3 separate regions of the Homo sapiens genome follow, and regions 1 and 3 are each linked to region 2. Evidence: chromatin contacts called from ENCODE Hi-C or POLR2A ChIA-PET data. All regions are on one chromosome and are shown on one strand. The core of a region is the stretch at or near the end of the contact, and the rest is flanking DNA. Distances in the headings are between cores, read along the strand shown. Region 1 holds the start of WAS (WASP actin nucleation promoting factor). Region 2 holds the start of PPP1R3F (protein phosphatase 1 regulatory subunit 3F). Region 3 holds the start of USP27X (ubiquitin specific peptidase 27 X-linked).

The links. Hi-C counts contacts between places; a loop is a spot of excess contacts on that map. ChIA-PET counts read pairs that join two places held with the same protein, here RNA polymerase II (POLR2A). Pooled maps may share reads with other maps.
Region 1: a pooled map shows a loop between it and region 2 (8-fold over the local background). The contact joins the promoter of WAS here to the promoter of PPP1R3F in region 2. A Hi-C loop is called at or near these places in 1 of 168 maps with a recorded cell type or tissue (ascending aorta), 4 of 37 single-sample maps with no recorded cell type and 15 of 50 pooled maps.
Region 3: a loop to region 2 is called in a map of gastrocnemius medialis, with 3 times the contacts of the local background. The contact joins the promoter of USP27X here to the promoter of PPP1R3F in region 2. A Hi-C loop is called at or near these places in 3 of 168 maps with a recorded cell type or tissue (gastrocnemius medialis and naive thymus-derived CD4-positive, alpha-beta T cell), 3 of 37 single-sample maps with no recorded cell type and 16 of 50 pooled maps. POLR2A ChIA-PET finds 5 or more read pairs at or near these places in 1 of 52 experiments (MCF 10A).

The regions. Positions count from the first base shown.
Region 1 is chrX:48,682,070-48,685,146 of GRCh38, reverse strand. It overlaps WAS (WASP actin nucleation promoting factor), which reads right to left and starts at 1,348. Exons shown (of 12, transcript NM_000377.3): 1 at 1,162-1,348; 2 at 724-864. The coding sequence starts at 1,293.
Region 2 is chrX:49,268,361-49,271,302 of GRCh38, reverse strand. It overlaps PPP1R3F (protein phosphatase 1 regulatory subunit 3F), which reads right to left and starts at 1,510. Exons shown (of 4, transcript NM_033215.5): 1 at 430-1,510. The coding sequence starts at 1,433. RefSeq lists a silencer at 1,235-1,474 and enhancers at 2,175-2,224, 1,922-2,421.
Region 3 is chrX:49,878,226-49,881,299 of GRCh38, reverse strand. It overlaps USP27X (ubiquitin specific peptidase 27 X-linked), which reads right to left and starts at 1,816. Exons shown (of 1, transcript NM_001145073.3): 1 at 1-1,816. The coding sequence starts at 992. It overlaps USP27X-DT (USP27X divergent transcript), which reads left to right and starts at 1,944. Exons shown (of 2, transcript NR_026742.1): 1 at 1,944-2,209; 2 at 2,553-3,074. RefSeq lists silencers at 1,465-1,544, 1,585-1,994.

The sequences.
Region 1 (3,077 bases), core at 99-2,598, 590 kb after region 2:
GACTTGGGAGTTTCGCGGGGAGTCCAGCTAAAGTAAGTGCAATTTGGGGTTTGTGGAGAGAGTTATGGTTTAGGAGTTTGGTGGATATTTGATAGCCTTGGGATCTGGAAGTTATGCTGGGTCCATCTTTATGGGTTTAAAAGGATGAATTTGGGGCTTAAACCTAGAAAGTTCAGGTCAGGGGATTGTGGAAAAGACTTTTTGCTTAAGAACTACCTCGGTATTTGAGTGTTCAGGAATTTTAATATGGGAACTCTGGGGTCTGTGCTGTGGATTTAGAAGGACAGATTTGGAGTTCAAGGATCAATGGAATATTCAACTTTGGGGTTTGTTGAACAGATTTATGACTTAGGAGCTTGGCAAACATCTGGGGTTCAGGAGTTTTGATGAGAGATTCCTGGGATGCAAAATGTTGAGTTTAGAATAGATTTGAGGTTCAGGTACAAATACAGTGCTCATTTATTGGAATTTGTGGAAAAGATTAGGCTTAGGCAGCAGACTAATACTGGGGGCTTTAGAGATCTTGATACGGAGACTGGGGCCAGTCATTGCAGACTTAGAAAGGCAAGTCAGAGTTTGCCATCTGGATGAGTCTTTGGTTCTGGGGCTCAGGGATTCACTGATCAGGTCTGAGGTCTTGAAGCTATGGACACATATGGACACAGATCTGGGTTTGCGGGTTGAGAACTGGCTTGCAAGTCCAGTCGGGGGTGGGGGGGTCACCTGAAGGCCGTAAAGGCGGATGAAGTAGGACTTCTGGGGGTTATCCTTCACGAAGCACACAGCCCCACAATGCTCCTTGGTCCAGTGCTCAGCTCCAGGGGGCAGCGCCAGGTACAGCTGAACAACTGCAGTGGCCAGCGTCTGGGAGAGGAAAGCAGGGGTCAGTGGAGTCTGGTCAGGGGTAGCCACAAGGTCTTGGAGCCAGACCTGGTCCTTCCTGCCTCATGACAGTCATGGGCCCAAAGGAAGAGCTGCAGCCAGAGGGAAGGCAAGTAGACATTGAGATCTTCCTGGGAAGGGTGGATTATGACGGGAAATTCTAGGAGAGGAGATGATGGAGAGGGAAAGGAGGAGCGGGAGGAGGGGAAGAGAGAGAAGGAGGAGAGGAAGAGGAAGAAACGGTGGGGACGGGGCGGGGGCAGGAGATCCCCAGCTCACCAAGCATTTTCGTCCAAGCATCTCAAAGAGTCGCTGGTTCTCGTGGTCCTGGAGGAGGGTGGAGGGTATGTTCTGCTGAACCGCTGGTGCTCCTCGGCCCCCGGGCCTTCCTCCCATTGGGCCCCCACTCATGGTGCTTTCTGCCCTTGTCTTCTCTGGCGAGGCTCTGGGTGCAGGGTAAGAAGAGGAACTTCCGCAATGAGCAGCAAGGGAACAGGAAATGCAAAAAACCACAAGGGACAAGGGAAACAAGTCCTCCAGGGGCCCCTTGGTGGGCCTGGCCTCCTCGTTAGGCTGAGCTTGGGCCCTCCGCCATCAGATTGGAACCCTCCTCCACTTGACTGCTTAGACCCACCTTTTGGATCAGCTTGGGTCCTCCTCCCCCTTTCTTACTCTCTGGGGCCCATCTCCTTCTGACTGGCTCAGACCCTCCTCCCTCTGGCTGGCAGCGAGAGCTTAGCACATCTGTGTGCAGGGCTCCCTGTGGCAAGGAGTAGTCATGGGCCTGGGTGGCCTCCTTTCTAAAGCACCTAGGTAGCCTGAGGCTGAGGCCCGAGGTCCCTAGTCCGGAAGGGTTACTACAGTAAAACTTTTCCTTTTGGCTGGGGACAATAGCTCACACCTGTAATCCCAGCACTTTGGGAGGCCGAGACGAGTGGATCACTTGAGGTCAGGAGTTCAAGACGAGCCTGGGCAACATGGCAAAACCCCATTTCCACTAAAAAATACAAAAATTAGCCAGGCATGGTGGCACACACCTGTAGTCCTAGCTGCTCAGGAGGCTGAGGCAGGAGAATCGCTTGAACCCAGGAGGCGGAGGTTGCAGTGAGCTGAGACTGCACCACTGCACTCCAGCCTGGATGATGACAGAGCAAGACCCTTGTCTCAAAAACAGCAACAACAACAACACAACAAAAACCCTTTTCCTTTTAATTACAGAGCGAGCCCCTGTGATCCACGCCTATCGTGAGTGCTTAGACACTGCCAATGACGCATATGCCTCTGGTCCACTTCCCCATCCCTTACCCTTGCCTCCCCGCAGCTCCCAAATTACTTTCTGCTTGTCATACTTTTTTTTTTCTTTTTTTTTTTGAGATGGAGTCTCACTCTGTCGCCAGGCTGGAGTGCGGTGGCACGATCTCGGCTCACTGCAACCTTTGCCTCCCGGGTTCAAGTGACTCTCCTGCCTCAGCCTCCCAAGTAGCTGGGACTACAGGCACACGCCACCACGCCCAGCTAATTTTTTTGTATTTTTAGTAGAGACAGGGTTTCACCATGTTGGCCAGGATGGTCTCGATTTCTCGACCTCGTGATCCACCTGCCTCGGCCTCCCAAAGTATTAGAATTACAGGCGTGAGCCACCGTGCCCAGCCCATCCCTTTTTTAAAGAAAGGAACTTTATATCATATATGAATGCCTGAACAACATCTTGTTTAGTTTTCATTGCACTTGAAGTTTGTAAAAGCACATAATCTTCAAAGGCTTGCTTTCTCCCCACTGGACATCCTAGTTTTATCTTAACACTCACATAGCACTTAACGTGTGTGCCAGTCACTGTTCTGACCCCTTTGCCCGGAGTGCGAGCCAGGCAGGCCAGGTGTGAGTGCATGGTCTCGTCCCTCCACGCCTTCACTCTTGGCTGTTGCTGTGATTCCTGTTTGCCTATAGTGGTAGCTGTTCATTTATTTCCACTGCCATACAGCATTCCATGGTGTGCATGTGCAGCCTGGGTGTCCATATTCTCCTGTAACAGCCCTTTGGGCTGCTTCTGGTTCTTGCTGTTGGGAGCAACACTGCAGTGTTCACTCCCGCACACATCTCCTGGTCCACATAGGCATGCAGACTCTCAGACGGGAATCTGAGGGCTGTAGGGTTTGCATGTCTCTAACTTCTCCAGATGATGCCAGACTATTTCC
Region 2 (2,942 bases), core at 261-2,760:
TTCTTTATCATCATTCGGGACTCACCTCCTCAAAGGCCCTCCCTTTAACAGCATGTCTGACACAGTCATTCCCTCCCAATCTATCCCCTTACTCCCTTCAGCAGCTAACTTTGTCCCTATTTATCCTATCTGCTTGCTTGCTTGTTTTTTCAAACTGTCTCCCATAGGAGCCTGTATGAATCCTTGAGGGTAGGGTAGATGTCTGTCTTGTTCAGGGCTTTACAGTGGAACTCAATAAATGGAGGAATAAAACCCCAGTTAAAACAGTGCCTAGCACGTGTTTGACCTCCATCACTCTTTGACTGACTGACTCAATGCACCCTCCTCCCTGTCCTGGAGAGCAGGCCTGAGGGGTTCCTGGGCCGGAATGCTTGTCCTCCATCCCAGACACAGCCCTGCGTTGGCGGAGGTGGCGCTGGCTGACATTACCTGCGCCTCACCGGCTTCATGCAGCTCTTCAGCTGCCTGGCCTCAGCCTCCACGGGACCCTGGCACTCGGGCTGTGGCTCCAGCTGCGGCAGCTGCTGCTGCTGGGGCAGCCCTTCGGCATCAGTGGGTGTGGGAGCGGGTGCGATCCGGAGCAGGACTGTGTAGTTGCGGCCGTGGTTGTTGGCCCAGAAAGTGCCCTCAGGGGTCTCATAGCGCACCACGAAGTCGAGGCGCGCCCCATCGCCCGCGCCCTCAGCAAAGGGCAGCTGGAAGGCAAAGCGGTCGGTGCGGCCGCCGTCGTCGGGCGAGGAGGCGGATGCCTGGCCGGGACCCAGGCCGAGCCCCGGATCCAGGATGGGATCTCCTGCTCCTGTTCCTCCCGCTCCTGCCCACGGCGGGCTGCGCGGGACGTAGCGCGCTGGGTGGTCGCAAAAGGAAGCCCAGCCGTCGTGTGAGGCCCGCACGTGCACCGCCTTCTCGAAGGAGCGGTTCAGCACGCGTACCAACCCGCGCAGCACCGGCGGGCGGCCCCCAGGCACCCACACCCCGGCACCCCCGGGGACCGCTCCGGGAGGCGGCAGCAGCGCCTCCAGCTCCACCATGACGCGCCCCAAGCGCTCCAGACGGCCCGGCGCGGGCGGCAGCGAAAATGTGGGGACCAGGTAAAACCCCCCGCCAGCGGGGACGGGGCACAGCGGTGAGGGCTCGGGGCAAGCCTCCTCTTCCTCCTCCCCTTCATCCCCATCCTCGCCATCGTCGTCCTCGTCGGCCCCGCCGCCGCCGCCGCCATCTTGCCCGGCCGCCGCCGCCATCTTGCCCGCCCCGGGCCCGCCCCACGGCCGGTAGCGGCGCAACTGCGCCAGCGGCAGCCCCAAGGCCTCGTCGGCGAACAGCACCCTCCGCGGGGCCACCGCCGCCTCGACCGAGGTGCGGGGCTCACCCGCGGCCGGCGAGGGGGGCGCGGAATGCCGCAGCGGGGGCTCCACAGGGGCCGTACGCGCCATATCGGCGGCGGCGGCGGCACCGACGGCACCGGCGGCGGGACCGGCGGGGGCAGGGCCTGAAGGGGCGGGCAGCCAATGGGAAGGCCAGCGCGGAGGGGTACGGCTCACGGGGGCATAGGCGGTGAGATGAAGACAAGTATTGCAGAGGGCCAATGGGCAGCCATGCACGGATGACGTACAGCGAATTGAGAGCCGGAGAAGCACGCAGCCAATGGGGATGCCCGGGAGTGGGCGGTGTAGGGGGCGGGATGATCGAGGAATCAATGGAGAGGCCGGAATGGGGGTGGTGCGAAATCCATGATGAAGAAAACAGAAGCAGACAGCTAATGCGGAAGTCTGAGCGAGAGAGGCATGTGGGCGGTGGGAAAAGTGGAATGGCTACAGGCGATGAGGGCAGCCGGGAACGAACGCAGAGGCCCAAAAAGTGGGAGATCCCGCGGGTTGCGTAGGCGGTGGAACGGTAGCTAGAGAGAGAGAACAGCCAATGGAGAGCCACGCGTGGGATGACGACAATGGCTGCAGCGAGCCAATGGGGAGGCTTGTGAGCGTGCACTGCGGCTTCGAAGGGGTGGTGCCAAGGTGGAGCTAGCCAATACGAAGGCTAAAAGGAGACCAAGAGGCGGGTGTGTAGGGAGCCGAGCCAATGGAGGTGGAGGCTGAAGGCGGGAGCGAGGACGAGAGCTGGCGGATAGCCAATGAGGGAGCCAGGGTGAAGGCGTAGAGACCTCAAAGGACAGTACTAGTATGGGATGAGCCAATGCCGAGGCTAGATAGTGCAGCGGGACGGAGGGAGGACTTGGAGGCAAGATGGGGAAAAAAGCAGAGCCGACGGGGGCAGTGTAGGTGGTGTGAAGGGAGGCATGAGTAGCCAATAAGGAGGCTGGAGAGGAGGACGCTGTGTAGACAGAGTCTGAGGTATTGGGTGGCCGGACAGCAGAACCATAGAACGCAGGCAGCCATTAGGAAAAATGTGCTTCTCAGGGATGGGGTTACCCTCTCCCTAACCCTCCGTGACTCCCCATTGCCCCAGGAATACCCAGAGCCCCTGAAGGCCTAGACCACACCTTGGTGTGTGAACTAGGAAAGTGAAAATGACTGTCCTGTTGCAGTTAGTTACTTACTGGGTCCTCCCTGCCCAACTACAACCTTTTCTTGAGCAGTGCCACAAGCCAAGAATGCCCCTGATTGTTAGCCGCAAGCACTCTCCAGGACTTGATACTATTGTTGAATGAATGGCCGAATAGGAAATTTAACTTTCTGAAGGATTCACTTTTTTAAATTTCAGCTCAGCAAACACTGACCTGACTGTGTGCTACCAGAAGTTGATTGGGCATATGGGTAGCTTCTGACTAATGGAATCACAATCAAAGCCCTGTCCTTCTTGCCCAACCTGACACTCCACACCCCACAGGGGCCTCACCTCCCTTCTTTCTGTCCCCCCATCTCTGCTTCTACTGTTCCCTCTCCCAAGAGTGCTGTTCCTTCTGCTGCTTCCATCTAGTAAACTCC
Region 3 (3,074 bases), core at 567-3,066, 610 kb before region 2:
AGAGGAAAGGAAATGTATGTAGTGATCTTGCGCCTCTGTTTCGCTGAATGTTCAAACCGTTTGAAATGAAAACAGGCAACGACAGGTAATTTATTCATTGTGAGCTGTTTGGTAGATTCCTGGTAGCTTTGGCAACTACCACATTTGATTTTGGCACTGCTTCCTAAGTGCTCTGGCCTCGTAAACCTCCGCAAGCAGTCCGTGAGGGTGGTGATTCCTGGTATGTGGCTTTCCCCGTTCACACTGCTCTCCCTCCCTGGGCTCATGGGCCAGAAGGAGGTGCAAGAGCCAGGCAAGTCCAAACTAATGTCCCAGCATGGGTCTATCGTGGTGGAGACGCCATGGCAGGCTTGACAGGTGACATCAGACTGCAGGCCACCTGTGAAGATTTGGTCTATGATGCAGTTACAGTGGTTGGGATTGTTGGCCGCCTTCCCGACATCATCACCTTTGCAGTGCCTGTGCAGGACATCTAACGCTGCAATGAGGAACTCGTGGGCATCCTGTTGCCTGTACCCTGCTAAATGGCGGGCATGTATCCACACCAGGTGCAGTAACTTATAGGGCACATGAGGAGACGGGTTTCCAGAATACAACTCCCGAAACAGCGACGACATCTCACAGACCAGACACAACTCGGGACTCGGCATCTCACATCGGTGCCTGTCAGAGAGAAAGAAATCTCTCAGTATCGGCGTGTGGGTGAGGGCCTGGACAATGCAGTTCATAAAGCACGTGTTGCCAAGATTGATGAGTCCTCTTAAACCGATCGTAAAGCTGGAGGTGATTCTTCTTCTCCTCGGGTTGTGCCCCAGCAGTTCTAATTCTGGTTTGGTTGTTTCCCAGGTTGGGAATTTCTCACCAAGGCCTGGCACTGAACACTGCTGGTGAGAAACCTCTGTTGAGGTGGAGGCTTGTAATTTCAAAGCTTCTCCTTGCTCTTCTTTGGCAATTTGCTCAATGTCTTTGTCATATACATAGTCCTTACACATAAAGCAGTATATACCTCCGTAATACAGGTCTACTGCTAAGTTGTGTTGTTTCGTCTCTGCGTGCTCGTGAATGTGTTTCTCCGTGAAGCAGCCAAAGAAGACACAGGAAAGGCAAGAGTGGAGTCTGTTCAGATGGGTGCCACACACATGGCAGATGCAGGACTTTGCCTTGCTTTTCCTGGTCTCTGGGGTTCCACACCACACGAAGCACTGGTAGATAACCCGCAGTTCCTGCCTCCAGTTCTCTCCCACCTTAAAGCTGTTCACGTGAGAACAGCCTGGTGGCCCCACGGCAAAATCCACATCCAGGCATCCGCCCCCAGGGCCGCGCCGGGGCCGGGGCCGGGGCGGGGGCCGGGGCCTAGGCTGCGGCGGGGTACGGAGCCGGGTCTGGGGCCGGGGCCGGGGTCGGCGGCGCGGCGCACGACTGCGACGCGGAGAGGGATCGGGGGGCCGCGGTGGATCGGAGGGAAGGGTGGGGGGAGGAACCTCGTCGCTGTTGCCGCCACCGCCGCTCCGCGCTGGGTTCTCATCCTCCAGCTCCTGCTTCGGCTCCTGCTCCGCCTCCCGGACCGGCTCGGGTTCGGGCTCCAGCTTGAGCTCAGCCCGGCGGCCCGGACCCTCCGCCGTCTCCACCTTCCCAGCGGCGTCCACCTTCCCCGCCGTCTCCACCTTCTCGGTGGCGTCCACCTTCCCCGCCGCCTCCGCCTTCCCCGCCGCCTCCGCCTTCCCCTCCACCTTCGCCTCCGCCTCCACCTTCCTCTCCGCCTTCTCCGCCGTCTCCGCCTCCTCTACCTCCTCCGCCTCCACTGGCGGCGGCTCCTCCCCCTGCTCGCAGGGCTCGGGCGGCCACTGGGCGTGGCGGCGCGGGGGCCACGCAGACCTGGGGTGTCCCCCGCCCGGCCTGAGGGAGCGCGGTGGCTGTGGCAGCTGGACCCAAAAGGGACTTTCACTGAAGGAGGCGGCGGCGGAAGCAGGCGACGCCCCCGGGAATCCTCCCGCCGAAGCCCCCTAGTGGAGGCTGCTTCTGCAGCCAGGCCCCGTTTCCTTTAATTCAGTATTTTCCAAACTTGCTTGTTCACGAGAATCACGTGGGGAGCGTGTTAAAATTACAGATTCCTTGGCTCCACCCGCAGGCCTACTGAATCAGAATCTCGAAGGGAGGTACTCCGGAACCTGTATCTCTAACTAGGGCCCCAGAGGCTGCTTATGATCAGGCAAGTTTGGGAAACACAGCTCTAATTCATTGAGGCTGGCGGGAAGGGGGGCGGGGACCGCGCAGTCTCTTTAAGGCGCTTCCAGCTCTCGGCTCCAATCGCTGCTCTGACCCCCTTCATCGTCTCCTCCCCTCTCCTCGTCCTTCCCCTCGTCTATGCAGGCTTCCCTCGGCCACTGCGGGGCTGGGGGCCGAGCGGGTGCCAAGTCCAGAAATGTTTCTGAGGCTGTGAAATGTCCCCTCTGAGGGGGGTCCTAGGGAGCGCAGGCAGAAGCCGTGACAGGCCATCATTTCGGCGGCCGAGCCTGCCTCTAGCCTCGTCCCTGTCTCCCTTCCCACGCCAGGTCCTGCGCTTCCCGAAAAGGATGAAGCTCCAGCTGCAGTTCTGGGGAGGCCTGGACCCCAGCTCCGGGGGGGCCGGGCTACCAAGGCCGCTGGGCCTGGAGAGGCGCGTCCCTGGCCCATCTTATCAGCGCTCTGCAGGGTCTGGGCCTGCTGCTCGCGTCCTCCTGGGCTCCCAAGGCCACGGGTGGGTTAATGGCTTGACAGCCGGCCTCCTGGCCCAGCAGACGCTGAGCAGCCCGATGGCACAATCCACCTCTTCTCTCCAAGGCCAGCTGGAGGGACGAGGCACGACAAGGCCATCCCTACAGCTGGCACTTCCCCTACAGCTGAGAGGGGGCCTAAACTACAGGACACACTCCCAAGACCCTTAAGCCCTGGCAGCATCCCGGGGGAGGGGGGCAGCAGGTGGAAGTGGAAAGAAGCCTGTGGAGCTGCCAGCAGGGAGAGGGAGTCGGACATGAGGCTGAGAGGCCTCTGGGAACCCCTGTGCCAAGGGGCTGCTGGCACTGGGCAGCAGCACC